Regions from separate parts of the Homo sapiens genome. Here region 2 is linked to region 1. The links are chromatin loops, found by intact Hi-C in ENCODE. Cell type or tissue: heart right ventricle. All regions are shown on one strand.

The links. Hi-C counts contacts between places; a loop is a spot of excess contacts. Peaks named below come from ENCODE experiments on the same cell type or tissue, not always from the same donor. Only the 100,000 strongest peaks of a DNase experiment are listed, where the experiment ranks them.
Region 2: a loop joins it to region 1, with 4 times the contacts of the local background. A loop is called at or near these places in 42 of 110 quality-filtered maps.

Annotation. Positions count from the first base shown.
Region 1 is chr17:42,711,542-42,719,541 of GRCh38, reverse strand. It overlaps EZH1 (enhancer of zeste 1 polycomb repressive complex 2 subunit), which reads left to right. Exons shown (of 21, transcript NM_001991.5): 8 at 335-437; 9 at 925-1,088; 10 at 1,475-1,566; 11 at 6,153-6,333; 12 at 7,057-7,253. It also overlaps the pseudogene RPL34P30. Among named protein-coding and RNA genes, the nearest start is that of MIR6780A, 7.4 kb to the right of the region's middle. In heart right ventricle, no CTCF peak of the experiment used is centred here; no DNase peak of the experiment used is centred here.
Region 2 is chr17:42,940,312-42,948,311 of GRCh38, reverse strand. It overlaps LOC124900400 (small nucleolar RNA SNORA40), which reads left to right and starts at 7,610; the gene lies at 7,610-7,737. In heart right ventricle, no CTCF peak of the experiment used is centred here; no DNase peak of the experiment used is centred here; H3K27ac peaks cover 325 bases.

The sequences.
Region 1 (8,000 bases):
TGGTCTCAAACTCCTGGCCTCAAGTGATCCGCTCCCCTCGGCCTCTCAAAGTACTGACTGGGATTACAGGCGTGAGCCACCTCACATCCAGATTCTAATTGGGACTGTGGATTTTGTTGTTAATATGTAGACTACTCTAACTTCCTTATTTACTGGTAGCATATATCAGATAAGTCCAGATAGCACTGATGTTTATATATCTCCAAACAATCAGTGGTTAGGTTAACAAAGCAGCTGTAATCAAAATGCTATGACAAAAGGAAAAAAGATCACACAGATTTGTTTACGTGTTCTGATAATCGCACTCAGGAGCTTTTTATCATTTCCAATTCAGGCAACAAAAAGAGTTCCAAGAAACAGTTCCCAAATGACATGATCTTCAGTGCAATTGCCTCAATGTTCCCTGAGAATGGTGTCCCAGATGACATGAAGGAGAGGTAGGGAAAGCTGTCCCACTTAGGCCATATACAGAGTGCTCGGACAAAACCTTTATTCCCTCCTAATTTTTGGTTAGTAAAAAGCTTTGTTTATGGTAAGGGCATTATGATTTGCCCGCAATTTGATTATTTCTTGCTTACTCAATTACCTCTAAATGCCCCCCTTACTATATTAAGGGTCATCGTATACTGGCTTTTGAGTGAGTCTGGGCAGAGAACATTTACTCTGCCATTTTTCTGGAGAGTTAACTCCAGCACCATCTTAACAAATCCTTCCCTCCCCTTACTTTCCAACATTTGCCCAACCCAGCATAATTACAATGGTGGACCCACTCTAGTTATCTACCATTCTCTTATCAACCAGACCTATAAAAAACACCCATCCTCCCTTGGCAGACCGTAGGTGAGCTACTGTCAGTACCCAATCTGTATTTCCTCAGTGGAGGCAGTTCCTCGGAGGAACTCTTATCTCTCTTTTCTTAAATAGGTATCGAGAACTAACAGAGATGTCAGACCCCAATGCACTTCCCCCTCAGTGCACACCCAACATCGATGGCCCCAATGCCAAGTCTGTGCAGCGGGAGCAATCTCTGCACTCCTTCCACACACTTTTTTGCCGGCGCTGCTTTAAATACGACTGCTTCCTTCACCGTGAGTGGGGCTACTCTGTTTGAAATGCTCTCCTCTCTTCCATCCCCAGCCACCATTTCCTTCTCTTTGTTCTGGTTTCTCGTATAGAGTTCCTGGCTTCTGTTCTAACGTTTTACAAAGGGCCAGTTCTATTTTCCCTTGCTCAATTATAGTGCAACATGCTTTGCATGATAGGGACAGACTAACTAGCAACTTATCTGTCCCTCAGTACCTCTTAGCTTTGAAAGCATTGTGTTGATGTCAGAAATGACTGAATTTTGTGCACCCTGATGGTAGCCGTTTATATCGAATTCTAACTCCTACAATAGCTCTCTAATTCACTTTTGTTTCTCCCCATCTTGTCAAGTGGATAGACCACTGGCAACAAGACAGTTTTTGTTTTCCAGCTTTTCATGCCACCCCTAATGTATATAAACGCAAGAATAAAGAAATCAAGATTGAACCAGAACCATGTGGCACAGACTGCTTCCTTTTGCTGGTATGTTCTTAAGCTGTTCTGGCATTATTAACTTCATTCTGGGAACACAAGCCACGTGAGCCAGTACACAGCACTCTGGGGGTCATATAGCACAAATAAAACATGGCTTTTGCTCTTAAGGAGCTCCCCAGTTACTGTGGGACCGCTCTTAAGGAACTCCCCAGACATGGTAGCACTATAAAGTTAGTCTGATGGAGTGCAGATTCGAAGATCATTAAAGGCTTGCCTGCTCTAAATATCATCTGCTTAGATTTCAGAGCCTAAAACTGTATTGTTAGAATTGGAGCAAAGTGTATGCTGGGGGGGTGGGTACACACTCTAGTTTCTTTGCTATCTTGTTATAAATGCATATAACTATGAGACGAATAGCACGTGATGATGCTGATGTCTTGTTGTGATCAACCAGATGGACCGTTCCCTGATGGACAGACCTTAAGAAGCAGCATAAATGGTCTGGCATACCTGTGGGGAAGCCATATATTGAGAGCTAGAAGGAAATAGATCAACTGGACTTGCCAAAGACACAGTTGGGCTTTTTACACAATAGGATGAGCCTAGGCGATGAATAAAATACCTTGATAAAATTTCTGCCACCTATTAAAATTATATTATACAACCAGCCAAGTGCTTTTGGAACCATCTTTAGTGGGATAATAGATGGAAAGATGGTAGAGAATGCTGTTGGGCACACATGTGGAAAATGGGCCGTACTGTAAAAGCAAAAGAATAGACGTTATTGGGTTTATTTTTTCCTAATGTGTATTGACTCCTTCCTATGTGCCAAGTATCATAGTAGACCCTTAACATACCTTGTCTTATTTTCATCCTATAACAGTGTCATGAGGTAGAGGAAACTGGATTACAAAAGTTATATATTTTGCCTAAAGTTTGTTGATAAGTCAGCGGTATGGCAGCGATGAAATTCAAGTCAGGGTCTAACTCCACAGATCATGCTTTTAAAATTACTCCATGTTTTTCAGCCAGGCGTCGTAGTGCACACCTATAATCCCAGCACTTTGGGAGGCTGAGGGAGGTGGATCACCTGAGGTCAGGAGTTTGAGACCAGCCTGGTCAACATGGAAAAACCCTGTCTCTACTGAAAATACAAAATTAACCAGGTGTGGTGGCGCACGCCTGTAATCCCAGCTACTCAGGAGGCTGAGACAGGAGAATTGCTTGAACCCAGGAGGTGGAGGCTGCAGTGAGCCGAGATCACGCCACTGTACTCCAGCCTGGGTGAGATAGTGAGACTCCATCTCAAAAAAAAAATAATAATAAAATGAAATTACTTCATCCTTAAAAAAATATATATGCCATGTTATGTCAACATACCAGCATTTATATAAGTCAAAAGGTCATTGCCCTTCTCACAGGAGTCACCTTGATACCCTGTACATGTATTACGAAGATGCTGCCAATGCCTGAAATGTATGCATGTTTAACTTACAGAGATAATGTATGCACAATTTTTCTTTTATTGCGTTTTAGGTTTGAGTGCATATTAAATATAATGCTGGACTATTTTCCCCCAACTGTTTACTAAGAACATTTTCAATCATGCAGAGTTGAAAGATACCTTCTTCCTGGATTTGATAACATTTTTTTCTGTATCTCCTTTCTCCATAAATTTGCGTATGTATATCTTTTGCTGAACCATTTGACAATAAGTTGCAGACATTGTGATGCTCATTTGGTAAATGTTTCAGCATAAAGACATTCTCTTACATAACCACATTATTACACCTAGGACAATTAATAAAAATTGTATAGTATCCTCTATTACCCATTCTATTAATATATTCAATTTTTTTTTCAGCTGTACCAAGAATAGGTATTTTTGTGTTGTGTTTTGTTTTGTTTTGTTTCCAAACCAGGATCATCCAGTCAGACATCATATTTGGTTATTATGTCTTTTTTTTTTTTTTTTTGAGACAGAGTTTCACTCTTGTTGCCCAGGCTGGAGTGCAATGGTGCAATCTCAGCTCACCACAATCTCCACCTCCCGGGTTCAAACGATTCTCCTGCCTCAGCCTCCCAAGTAGCTGGGATTACAGGCATGCGCCACCACGCCCAGCTAATTTTTGTGTTTTTAGTAGAGACAGGGTTTCTCTGTGTTGGTCAGGCTGGTCTTGAACTCCCAACCTCAGGTGATCAGACTGCCTGGCCTCCCAAAGTACTGGGATTACAGGTGTAATAAGGCGCCCGGCCTTGTTATGTCTTTTTACTCGTTTTTAATCTCAAATAATTCTATCACTTTTAAAATCTTTTTAAAAGTTCCAGGCTGGTTGTCTTGTAGGATGACCCACATCCTGGATTCATCTGTTGTTTTTTCACAGTGTCATTTCTGTGTTCTTCTGTCTCCTCTTTCTTATAACCTAGAAATTAGGTCTGGAAACTTGATTTTATTTATGTTAAAATGTTTGGCCATTATATTAAAATGGTGGCTCACGCCTGTAATCCCAGCAATTTGGGGGGCTGAAGCATGTGGATAGCTTGAGCCTAGGAGTTCGAGACCAGCCTGGGCAACATGGCAAAACCCCATGTCTATAAAAAATACAAAAATTAGCTGGACTGGACTTGGGAGGCTGAGGTGGGAGGATCAGTTGAGCCTAGAAGGTCAAGGCTGCAGTGAGCTGAGATCATGCTACTGTACTCACCTGGGTGACAGGGCAAGACCTCGTCTCAAAAAAATATATATATATATAAATACATATAATCTATTATATATTATATTATATATAAATACATATAATCTATAATATATATTATATATAAATACATATAATCTATGATATATATTATATATAAATACATATAATCTATAATATATAATATATAAATACATATAATCTATTATATATAATATATAAATACATATAATCTATAATATATAAATACATGTAATATATAGTATATAAATACATATATAATATATAAATTATATTTACATAAATTATATATATTTTATATTTATATAAATTATATATAAATATATTTATATAAATTTCATATATTTATATATTATATAAATATATATTTTATATTTATATAAATTATATAATTATATAATATATTTCCATATTATATATTATATATATAATATATAAAAATTATATGTAAATATATATAAATGTTTAAAATAGTATAATTGATACTGTATACTTCATACACAGCATAGGCACATAATATCAGGTTCAGTTAATTTTGAAACTTCTCTTTTGGAATTTCCTTTAGGCCTTACTGTATATTATTCCAAATTCCAGATACCCTTAATGATAGTTAACCTTTATTTTTTTTTCATTTTTATTACTCAAAAAAACTTCATTTTTAAATTGAGCTTTCTGACTCTGCTTGTGCCTTCAACACTTTCACAACAATTTTCTGCTGCTTGCTAAGGAAAGCACACTTGCTCCTGCACCAATACATTCAGCACACACGGATCCACCATAGGCCCTGCTGACATGCTTTTTTGTTTTGGACAATCTCATAGGAACTTTAGGTCTCATAGCACAAACCCCCCGAAGTCTGCTGGGCACACGCCACATGCAGATTTCAGTGCTTTCCCAACCCTCTTGGTATAAAGGTAATCAATTCTATTACCAGGGGCTCAGGACAGCCTAGTTTTGTTAAAAGCTATATTGTAGGAAAGCCTACATGTATGTCAAATGCTGGACCATTCTGAGTGCCTCTAGACAATGTCACTGGAAGATAAACCTTTATTTTGTAGAAATAGATTTAGTTTTCAGAAACAGCTAGGAAGTCTTTGAAAACCAAGTCTGATGAGAAAATATTGATGATCTAGGTGAGTGATAATTATTTCATTTTTTAAAAAAGGGGGTGATAGCTGTAAAATAATGAAACAATATTCTTCTGAGTTTCATACACAGATTTGGGAGGAAGTTTCAAAATTAAGTAGTAAGATTGTACAGATTAAGCATTACACATTTTATTAAGGAAACAGAGAAAGTGTGGTAGACTGGAAAGAATAGTGGCCTAGGGAGACAAGGAGCCCTGATTCCTATACCCCTCTGGAACTATTAGCTGCATACTCTCAAGCTAGTTTCTTCCCCTCTCTGAATCTCATTTCTTCATCCATAGGAGAATGTGTTCTCAAATTCCAAACAAGTAACACGCAAGTTAATTTTAGATACAACTCACTGGAAAATTGAAGACACAGATGCATAGATTATATCTTTTTTAAGATTATAGGACATTAGCTGGGCATGGTGACATGTGCGTGTGGTCCTAGCTACTTGGGAGGCTGAGGCAAGGGAATCACTTGAGCCCAGGAATTCGAGGCTGCAGTGAGCAGGCCTCTGCACTCCATCCTGGGCAAGAGAGAGAGACCCTGTCTCAAAAAAACAAACAAACAAAAAAACATTATAGGACAACTCTTTTGTGAAAAAGTACGTAAGTTTTGTTAAGCAGCTCTCATTGTTATATGATCATACTTATTATATGGTACAGAGAAAAAGAAAAGACACTATTATTGTAGACAGATGTTGTAAAGATGAAAGTTTGTGATGATGAGATCAATATGGTGATGGGCCTGTTCCTATTTCCTGTCTGTAATGTGTCCACTGCAGGAAGGAGCAAAGGAGTATGCCATGCTCCACAACCCCCGCTCCAAGTGCTCTGGTCGTCGCCGGAGAAGGCACCACATAGTCAGTGCTTCCTGCTCCAATGCCTCAGCCTCTGCTGTGGCTGAGACTAAAGAAGGAGACAGTGACAGGGACACAGGCAATGACTGGGCCTCCAGTTCTTCAGGTACGATGAACAGAAAATGAAGACTTTTTCTTTCCATGCAAGGACTCTGGTAAACCCAGGATCACTGCCTGACACTTAACTTTACTACCTCTTAAAAATTATAAATTCTTTCTACAAGTTTTGTAAACAGTAAAGATGGGGAATATTTTCTTTTTTTTTTTTTTTTTTTTTGAAACAGTCTCTCGCTTTTTTGCCCAGGCTGGAGTGCAGTGGTGCTATCTTGGCTCACTGCAACCTCCACCTCCCAGGTTCAAGCGATTCTCCTGCCTCAGCCTCCCAAGTAGCTGGGATTACAGGTGCCTGCCACCACGCCCGGCTAATTTTTATATTTTTAGTAGAGACGGGGTTTCGCCATGTTGGCCAGGCTGGTCTTGAACTTCTGACCTCAGGTGATCCGCCTGCCTCGGCGTCCTAAAGTGCTGGGATTACAGGCGTGAGCCACCCTGCCTGGCTAATTTTTGTATTTTTAGTAGAGACAGGGTTTCGCCATGTTGCCCAGGCTGGTCTTGAACTCCTGAGCTCAAGCAATCCACCCACCTCGGCCTCCCAAAATGCAGGGATTACAGGCGTGAGCCACCATGCCTGGCCTAAAGATAGGGAATATTTTCATTCCTAACTGTTCTACCTTTTAAAGTAGAATGAAGTACTTCTGAGTTTGTGACAAACTACTGATGACAACTGCATTCTACCTTCTTCTGATTCTGTTATTTCTTCCCTTCTCAGAGGCTAACTCTCGCTGTCAGACTCCCACAAAACAGAAGGCTAGTCCAGCCCCACCTCAACTCTGCGTAGTGGAAGCACCCTCGGAGCCTGTGGAATGGACTGGGGCTGAAGAATCTCTTTTTCGAGTCTTCCATGGCACCTACTTCAACAACTTCTGTTCAATAGCCAGGCTTCTGGGGACCAAGACGTGCAAGCAGGTACCATCTGGAAGCAGCAGAACAAATGGGCCCCTCCTTTCACGCATTGCTCTGTCCAGCCCTTTGCCATCTTACCAGGCTGTGTGTCTGGGTCTGGAGAGAAGTTGTCTTAAGTTCAGTCCCTGATGAGCCTGTGCTTCTGTGAGTTTCCCAAACATGGCCCTTCTGCAAGTGCCAGGCCTAATGATGTTTGGGGACCCGCCTCCTCCTTGCTGAATGCTCATTTCTGTCTGGACTCTATTTAATGCTTCTGGGTCCTACACTCTTTCGCTTCTTTTTTTTGGCTCTGGCCTCCTTTCTAAATGTGTACCCCTTTCCCAGAAGGGACTCCCAGGTCTTTCTGTGGCTCTTGTTAATGAGCACACTGCTGCTGCTGCTGCAGCTGCTGCAGCTGCTGCTCCCTCCACCACTCCGCCAGCCTCTTCAGTCATTTTATTCTCCACATTTTCTATCACTAGATTATCTTTATTTTGTCTTTGAGACAGGGTTTCACTGTGTCGCCCAGGCTGGAGTGCAGTGGCATGATCATAGCTCACTGCAACCTCCGCCTCCTGGGCTCAAGCAGTCCTCTCCCCTCAGCCAAGCAAGTAGCAAGGGACTACAGGTGCAGGCCAGTATGCCCAGCTAATTTTTTTTTTTTTTTGAGACAGAATCTCGCTCTGTTGCCCAGGCTGGAGTGGTGCAGTGGCATAATCTTGGTTCACTGCAACCTCCGCCTCCCAAGTTCAAGTGATTCTTCTGCCTCAT
Region 2 (8,000 bases), 230 kb before region 1:
CACATTGTATACTCTTCTGCATCTTGCTTTTCTCAGAGTGCCATGTTTTAGATAAAACCATAGTGTAACACTCATGCTATACAAAATGGGTCCATTAGTGGGAGAAAGGGAAATGTTTGCTTCACAGAAGCTTCCTTACTTTTGTAGAAGGACTCAGGCAGGATCTTGAACAGAGACCCATGTGAATTTGTCTCTGTGTGAGATCTCTGTCCCTCTCTGTGTTTGTTTCTTTAGGGTGTGCCTTAGTCTGATCTGACTGCTATAATAACAAAAACTAGGTAGCTTATAAACAACAAAAATGTATTTCTCACAGTGGAGGCTGGGAAGCTGGCAAATTCAGTGTCTGGTGTGAAGGTTCAAATACTGGTTCAGGAATAGCCATCTTTTTGCACCCTTGGTGCAAAGGGTAAGGGGTCTTTCTTGGGCCTTTTTTTTTTTTTTTTTTTTTTGAGACAGATGGAGTTTCACTCTTGTTGCTCAGGCTGAAGTGCAATGGTGCAATCTCAGCTCACTGCAACCTCCACCCCCTAGGTTCAAGTGATTCTCCTGCCTCAGCCTCCCGAGTAGCTGGGATTACAGGCGCCTGCCATCCCACCCAGCTAATATTTTGTATTTTTAGTAGAGATGGGGTTTCACCATGTTGGCCAGGCTGGTCTCGAACTCCTGACCTCAGGTGATCCGCCTGCCTCAGCCTCCCAAAGTGCTGGGATTACAGGCATGAGCCTCCGCACCCAGCCCTCTCGGGCCTCTTTTATAATGCACTAATTTCATTCACGAAGGCTCTGCCCCCGTGACCTAATCACCTGCTAAAGGGCCCACCTCCTGATACCACTTAGGGGGTTAGGATTTCAACATATGAATTTTTAGGGGTACACAAAGATTCAGAACACAGGTGCAACAACAAGAACAGTGACCTGGGAGGCCACTCTTGCTCACTACCACTCAGGTGGGTTCTTGTCACTTAGACCTAGAGCAACCATGTAATTTTAATATCCAGAGTTAGGCAAACCTCATGCCAGAACAACAGTCAGAAACCCAGACGGTGTTAAGGTAGCCTGGATGTCTGGTCCCCCTGCTGAGACTCCCTGAGCTTCAGTTTCTTGACCTGAAAATGGACACATGAACTGGGTGTCCTAAGAAGGAAGGAACCTTATGAAATAATTAAGAAAAGCCATAAACACTTGAGCAAATTATGTGAAAATGGTAATTGGTTGTATAAAGAAAGAGAAAATAAAGCAGCAGTTTTTGAACTGGTGATGTCATTCTTGCCTGTCACTGAGGCCCTAATCCAATGCCCCAGGGAGAGGGGGAGAAGAACAGAGTGTGTTCAGGGGAAGGGGTGGATTGTCTTTTATGAGGTTCACCAGGAAACAAAATGAGTTCATTTATTGGAGTAATCAAGTTTTAGGTACACACACAGGTTATATATTCTGGAATGTTACTATAACCCACTTTACGGCACAGAAATAGTAAGGGGGACTCCTTGGCTTCTAAGGAAATTTTTTTATGTGCGTACCCATAAATTGCTGAAGACAGCTGCTGTAGCTTCCACTAAGGTGATGCATGTAGGTACTAGAACAGATGTTAGTATGAAAGATGAAAGGTATCAGGTGGAAGAGACCCAGAGCAGTAGACAGACTGAATTCAGGGCCGGCGCTGTGGCTCATGCCTGTAATCCCAACACTTTGGGAGGCTGAGGCAGGTGGATCACCTGAGGTCGGGAGTTTGAGATCAGCCTGACCAACATGGGAAAAACCCCGCCTCTACTAAAAATACAAAATTAGCCAAGTGTGGTGGCGCATGCCTGCAATCCCAGCTACTCTGGAGGCTGAGGTAGGAGAATTGCTTGAACCCGGGAGGCGGAGGTTGCAGTGAGCCAAGATCGCGCCGTTGCACTCCATCCAGCCTAGGCAACAAGAGCAAAGCTCCGTCTCAAAAACAACAACAACAACAACAACAACAACAAACACACACAGACTGAATTCAGGAAGGCATTGTGCCAGTGTCCTGTGCTCCACCCTGCCTTGGAGTCCTGAGTGGAAACCAGTGAGTCGGCCAAGCTGTGCTAGAATGCCAGATCTGTCCCTGAATGAGAACTTAAATAAACTCTAGGGTTTATTTAAAACCTGGTACCAAAAGGAAAACAGACAGTGTTTGCCCTAATGAAAAAAATCTTTTTCAGAAAGCGTCTCTGTCTCCCATTCCTTTCCTGAATTTGATCCAAACTATGACTAGTGTTCTCAACAGAGGGCAAGTAGGGATGTTTGGGAACGAGTGATGGAGGAATTTCCTTCTTTCTTTAGAAAGGTCTGTATCTTCTGTGCAAAATACTACAGGCAGAGTGCCAGGCTTCAAACTAAGGAATAAGTAGGACTTAGTTAACTGACCTGGAGTTGTGTCTGGAGCAGAAGAGGCTCTCACAGGGACAGCTTTCTCTTTTGCTGAGCCATAAACTCCCTGCAGAAGTGACCTGTGGCAGAGGCCTGTTAGTAAATATCCCTGTTCATTTTAAAACACCAACCTCAAAGCCAAGAGTTTGGAGGAGGGAGAGGGGTTGAGGAGTTGTTGGTCAAAGGATACACACTTTTAGTTAGATAGGAGGAATAAGTTTTTTGATTTTTTTTTTTTTTTTTTGTCTGCTTGTGGGCTTGTTTGCTTTTTTTTTTTTTTTAGACAAGGTCTTACTCTGTTTCCTGGGCTGGAGTGCAATGGAAATCTTGTCTCATTGCAGCCTCGACTTTCCTGGGCTCAAGCGATCCTCCCACTTCAGCCTCCTGAGTAGCTGGGACTACAAGCACACACCACCGCACCTGGCTACTTTTTCTACTTTTGTGGAGACAGGGTCTTGCCATGTTGCCTAGGCTTGTCTTGAACTCTTGAGCTCAAGTGATCTTCCTGCCTTGGCCTCCCGAAGTTCTGGGATTACAGGCCTGAGCCACCTTGGTTGGCCAAGATAGGAGAAATAAATTTAAGATAACTGTAGTACTACACAATGACTATAGGTGTTTAATAACAATGTATTAGGCCAGGCGTGGTGGCTCATGCCTGTAATCCCAGCACTTTGGGAGGCTGAGGCAGATAGATCACTTGAGGTCAGGAGTTCGCGACCAGCCTGGCCAACATGGTGAAACTCCATCTCTACTAAAAATACAAAAATTAGCTGAGCATGGTGGCACACACCTGTAGTCCCAGCTACTCAGGAGGCTGAGGCAGGAGAATCACTTGAACTCCGGAGTCAGAGGTTGCTGAGCCGAGATTGCGCCGAGATTGTGCCACTGCCCTCTAGCCTAGGCAAAAGAGCAAGACTCAATCTCAAAAAAACAAAACCACTGAAAACTAATGTATTGTATTCTTGAAAATTGCAAAGAGAGTAGTTTTTTTTTTTTGAGACGGAGTTTCGCTCTTGTCGCCCAGGCTGGAGTGCAGTGGTATGATCTCAGCTCACGGCAACCTCCTTGTCCTGGGTTCAAGCGATTCTCCTGCCTCAGCCTCCCGAGTAGCTGGGATCACAGTCACCCACCACCATGCCCAGCTAATTTTTGTATTTTTAGTAAAGACAGGGTTTCACCATGTTCACCAGGCTGGTCTCGAACTCCTGACTTCAGGTGATCCACCCGCCTCAGCCTCCCAAAGTGCTGGGATTACAGGCGTGAGCCATTGTGCCTGGCCTACAATTTTATATGTATCAATTAAAATTAGTTAATTATTTAAGAGGCCAAGTGTTTCAGAAAAGAAGGGAGGAATCAACATTTTCTTCTGTGAAAATGCAAGTTCTCCCTTTCATAATACATAACTTGTGTTGTTGTTGACTTGTGCATATGATACATAATCACAGAATTCATTTGTTTATACGACAGATGTTTATTGAGAGTGTAGTGTGTGCCAAGCATTGTACCCAGCACTGGGGCCACACTGGTGAGTAATCTGGCCGTGGTCCCTGTTATGGCATTTACAGCTGTGGAGAAGGAAGATAAGAAAGAAACAATCCAATACATGTAAAAGTATAAATTCTGTTGAATCTGAGAGGAAGAGAGCAGGTAAACGAATAGAGAATAATGGGAGGAAGAGGGTAGGAGAGGGTAGTGGTGTTGTCAAAGGAGGCTGGGGGAGGATTTAGTTTTCTCATAATTTCCAGCATCCAGGCCATCTGAAATAAAGCAAACATAGTTTAATAGACAACACAATTTTTTTTTTTTTTTTTGAGATGGAGTCTCATTCTTTCACCCAGGCTGGAGAGAAGCGGCACAATCTTGGCTCACTGCAACCTCTGCCTCTCGGGTACAAGAGATTCTCCTGGCTCAGCCTCCCAAGTATCTGGGACTACAGGTGTGCGCCACCACACCCAGCTAATTTTTTGTATTTTTAGTAGAGACGGGGTTTCACTGTGTTAGCCAGGATGGTCTCAGTCTCCTGACCTCATGATCCACCTGCCTTGGCCTCCCAAAGTGCTGGGTTTACAGGCATGAGCCACTGCACCCAGCCAGCAACACAAGTTTTTAGACAAGTGTGAGACCAAGTAGCAAACATAAGCTATGTTTGCCCATTTCTGCTTGCCAGCATAATTTTCCAAAGCTTCTGACTCTGTGAAGACCTGCAGCTCTCCAGAAAGATGCTTTGAAGACAACAAAACAGAATACACAGCCCCCATGTCTCTTGTCCTCTTGCCGGAGTCACTGCATTCCTTAAAAGATGAATGACCTCCAGCCTGGGCAACATGGCAAAACCTCATCTCTACAAAAAAATACAACAATTGGCTGGGCGTGGTGGTGTGCACCTGTAGTCTCAGCTATTTGGAAGGCTGAGGTGGGAGGATTACCTGAACCTGGGGAGGTTGAGACTGCAGTGAGCCATGATTGTGCTACTGCATGCCAGCCTGGGTGATGGAGTGAGACCCTGTCTCAAAAAAAAAAAAAAAAAAAAAAAAAAAAAGAATGGCCTTAATCCCTGGCTTTTCCTATACATAAGATGACATCTGACGGGGTTAGTGATGATGCCTCTGTGATCTAGGACCAGATGTACTCTGACACACAAATCTTGCTGTGATTCTGCTTTCATGTAATTCTGAGCAAGTCTGATGGGATTTTGCACATACAGAACCTCCACCCCTATATATAAGCAGGGATCTGAAACACTGGGCCAGAGCCTGCTCCTAGGCTAGAGGCCTCAATCTATAGTCTTCAGCAAGACTTCTGAATAAAGTTAACTTTAATTCTTTAAAAGCTTGATATTTTTCTTTACTTGATGGAAGTCTGCTGGTTTCCCTTCCAACCACATGGCCATGCATAAGCCCCCCTCTTTTTTTTTTTTTGAGACAGGGTCTCGCTGTGTCACCCAGGCTGGAGTACAGGGTACAGTGATGTGATCGTGTCTCACTGCAGCCTTGATCTCCTGGACTCAAGCAATTCTTCCGCCTCAGCTGCCTGAGTAGTTGGGACTACAAGCATATGCCACCGCATTCGCCTAATTTTTAAAATTTTTGTAGAGACAGGGGTCTCACTATGTTGCCCAAGCTGGTCTAGAACTGTGTTCAAGTAATCCTCCTGCTTCAGTCTCCCAAAGTGCTGAGATTATGGCCGGGTGTAGTGGTTCATGCCTGTAATCCCAGCACTTTGGGAGGCCGAGGCAGCAGGATCGCTTGAGGTCAGGAGTTCAAGACCAGCCTGGCCAACATAGTGAAACCCCATTTCTACTAAAAATACAAAAAGTAGCCGGGCATTGTGGTGCGCACCTGTAGTCCCAGCTACTCAGGAGGATGAGGCAGGAGAATCGTTTGAACCCGGGAGGTGGAGGTTGCAGTGAGCCAAGATCATGTCACTGCACTCCAGCCTGGGTCACAGAGTGAGACTCCATGTCAAACAAACAAACAAGCAAACATACCCAAAGTGCTGAGATTACAGGCATGAGCCACTGCACCCGGACTTCAGCCTTTTCTCTCCTTTTTTTTTGAGATGGAATCTTGCTCTGTTGCCCAGGCTGGAGTACAGTGGTGCAATCTCAGCTCACCACAACCTCCGCCTCCTGGGTTCAAGCAATTCTCCTGCCTCAGCCTCCCAAGTAGCTGGGACTACAGGTGTGTACTACCACGCCCGGCTAATTTTTGTATTTTTAGTAGAGATGGGGTTTCACTATGTTGGCCAGGCTGGACTCGAACTCCTGACCTCGTGATCCACCTGCCTTGGCCTCCCAAAGTGCTGGGATTACAGGCGTGAGTCACCATGCCCATCCTAGCCTTTTCTTTATAGAAATTCCAGAGCTGTGAATTGTCTGCCAGCCACAGAAGATGACCATTGTCTTGGGGTTACTGGATTCATCAATGAACCATACATATGTTGGGCACCTTTTATGTGGCAGCTACAAAGAAGCAAAGAATAAGACTGACATGAAACTTGCTTGCGTCACTTTACACTCTAAGAGCCTCTTCCACCACTGTTAAACCATTTCTTCTGACCCCATGAGGCCAACTTTTCTTCCCCTTAGCAGAAAGTAAGCCCTTTGTTAGACCTCAGCAGAAGAGGGTGACCAAGGCATAACAGCCTGAAAGAGACCTCATGAAGACAAACAAGAAGTTATGATTAATAAAAACCTCTGTCAAGGCCAGGCGCAGTGGCTCACACCTGTAATCCCAGCACTTTGGGAGGCTGAGGTGGACAGATCACCTGAGGTCAGGAGTTCAAGACTAGCCTGGCCAACATGGCGAAACCCCGTCTCTACTAAAAATACAAAATTTAGCCGGTGTGGTGGCGGGCGTCTGTAATTTCAGCTACTTGGGAGGCTGAGGCTGAAGAATCGCTTGAACCCAGGAGGCGGAGGTTGCAGCGAGCCAAGATCACACCACTGCACTCCTATTCTTGGGCAACAAAAGCGAAGCTCCATCTGGAAACGAAACAAAACAAAACAAAACAAAACAAAAAACGTCTGTCAGTTGCAAGTCTAAATAGTGAAAAGCCGACTTCAAACCATCGTGTAATTTTTATTGTATTATTGTTTGGCATCATTTAATTATTGGTTGGCATTAAATCAACACTTATATAGTTCTCCCAGGCGTTGTTCTGAGCACATTATAAAAATTAACTCATTTAATCGTCATAACAACCCCCATGAAATAGGTCTTTTTTTTTTTTTTTTTTTTTGATATGGAGTCTCACTCTGTCACCCAGGCTGGAGTGCAGTGGCGTGATCTCGGCTCACTGCAAGCTCCGCCTCCCGGGTTCACGTCATTCTCCTGCCTCAGCCTCCCAAGTAGTTGGGACTACAGGTGCCCGCCACCACGCCCGGCTAAGTTCTTGTTTTTTAGTAGAGACAGGGTTTCACCGTGTTCGACAGGATGGTCTCAATCTCCCGACCTCGTGATCCACCCGCCTCGGCCTCCCAAAGTGCTGGGATTACAGGCTTGAGCCACCATGCCCGGCCGAAATCGGTCTTAATGTCATCCCCATTTCACAGCTGAGGATACTGAGACACCAAGAGAAGGAGTTTGCCTAAAGTCACTTAGTAAATGGAAGGGCACATCTTTGAACTAGCAATCTGGCTCCAGAGTCCACTTACCTAACCCCGTGCAGTGTGGCCTCTCAGTAGTATGTCTACTAATGTACTTAAAAAGAGCACACGCTGCACTTATGTATGTTTTTGTTTAACTTGTGGACAAAGACTTATGGATAGGTGCAACAAATAAATCCTCTTTTGCAACCCAGAACTCATTGTTCAGCATGAGTTTTGATACATACAGGAAGGGATATTTTGATACCTGAGACAGTTAACTGATGGGAGTATTGATAGCCATAAAGGTTGGTTCCAGGCCAGGCACAGTGGCTCATGCCTGCAATGCCCACACTGAGGTGGGAGTATTGCTTTAAGCCAGGAGTTCAAGATCAGCCTGGGCAAGAAAGTAACACCTCATCTCCACAAAAATTTAAAAATTAGCTGGATATCAGGGCATGTGTCTGTAGTTGCAGCTACTCAGGAAGGGGAGGCTAAGGAAAGAGGATTGAGCCCAGGAGTCA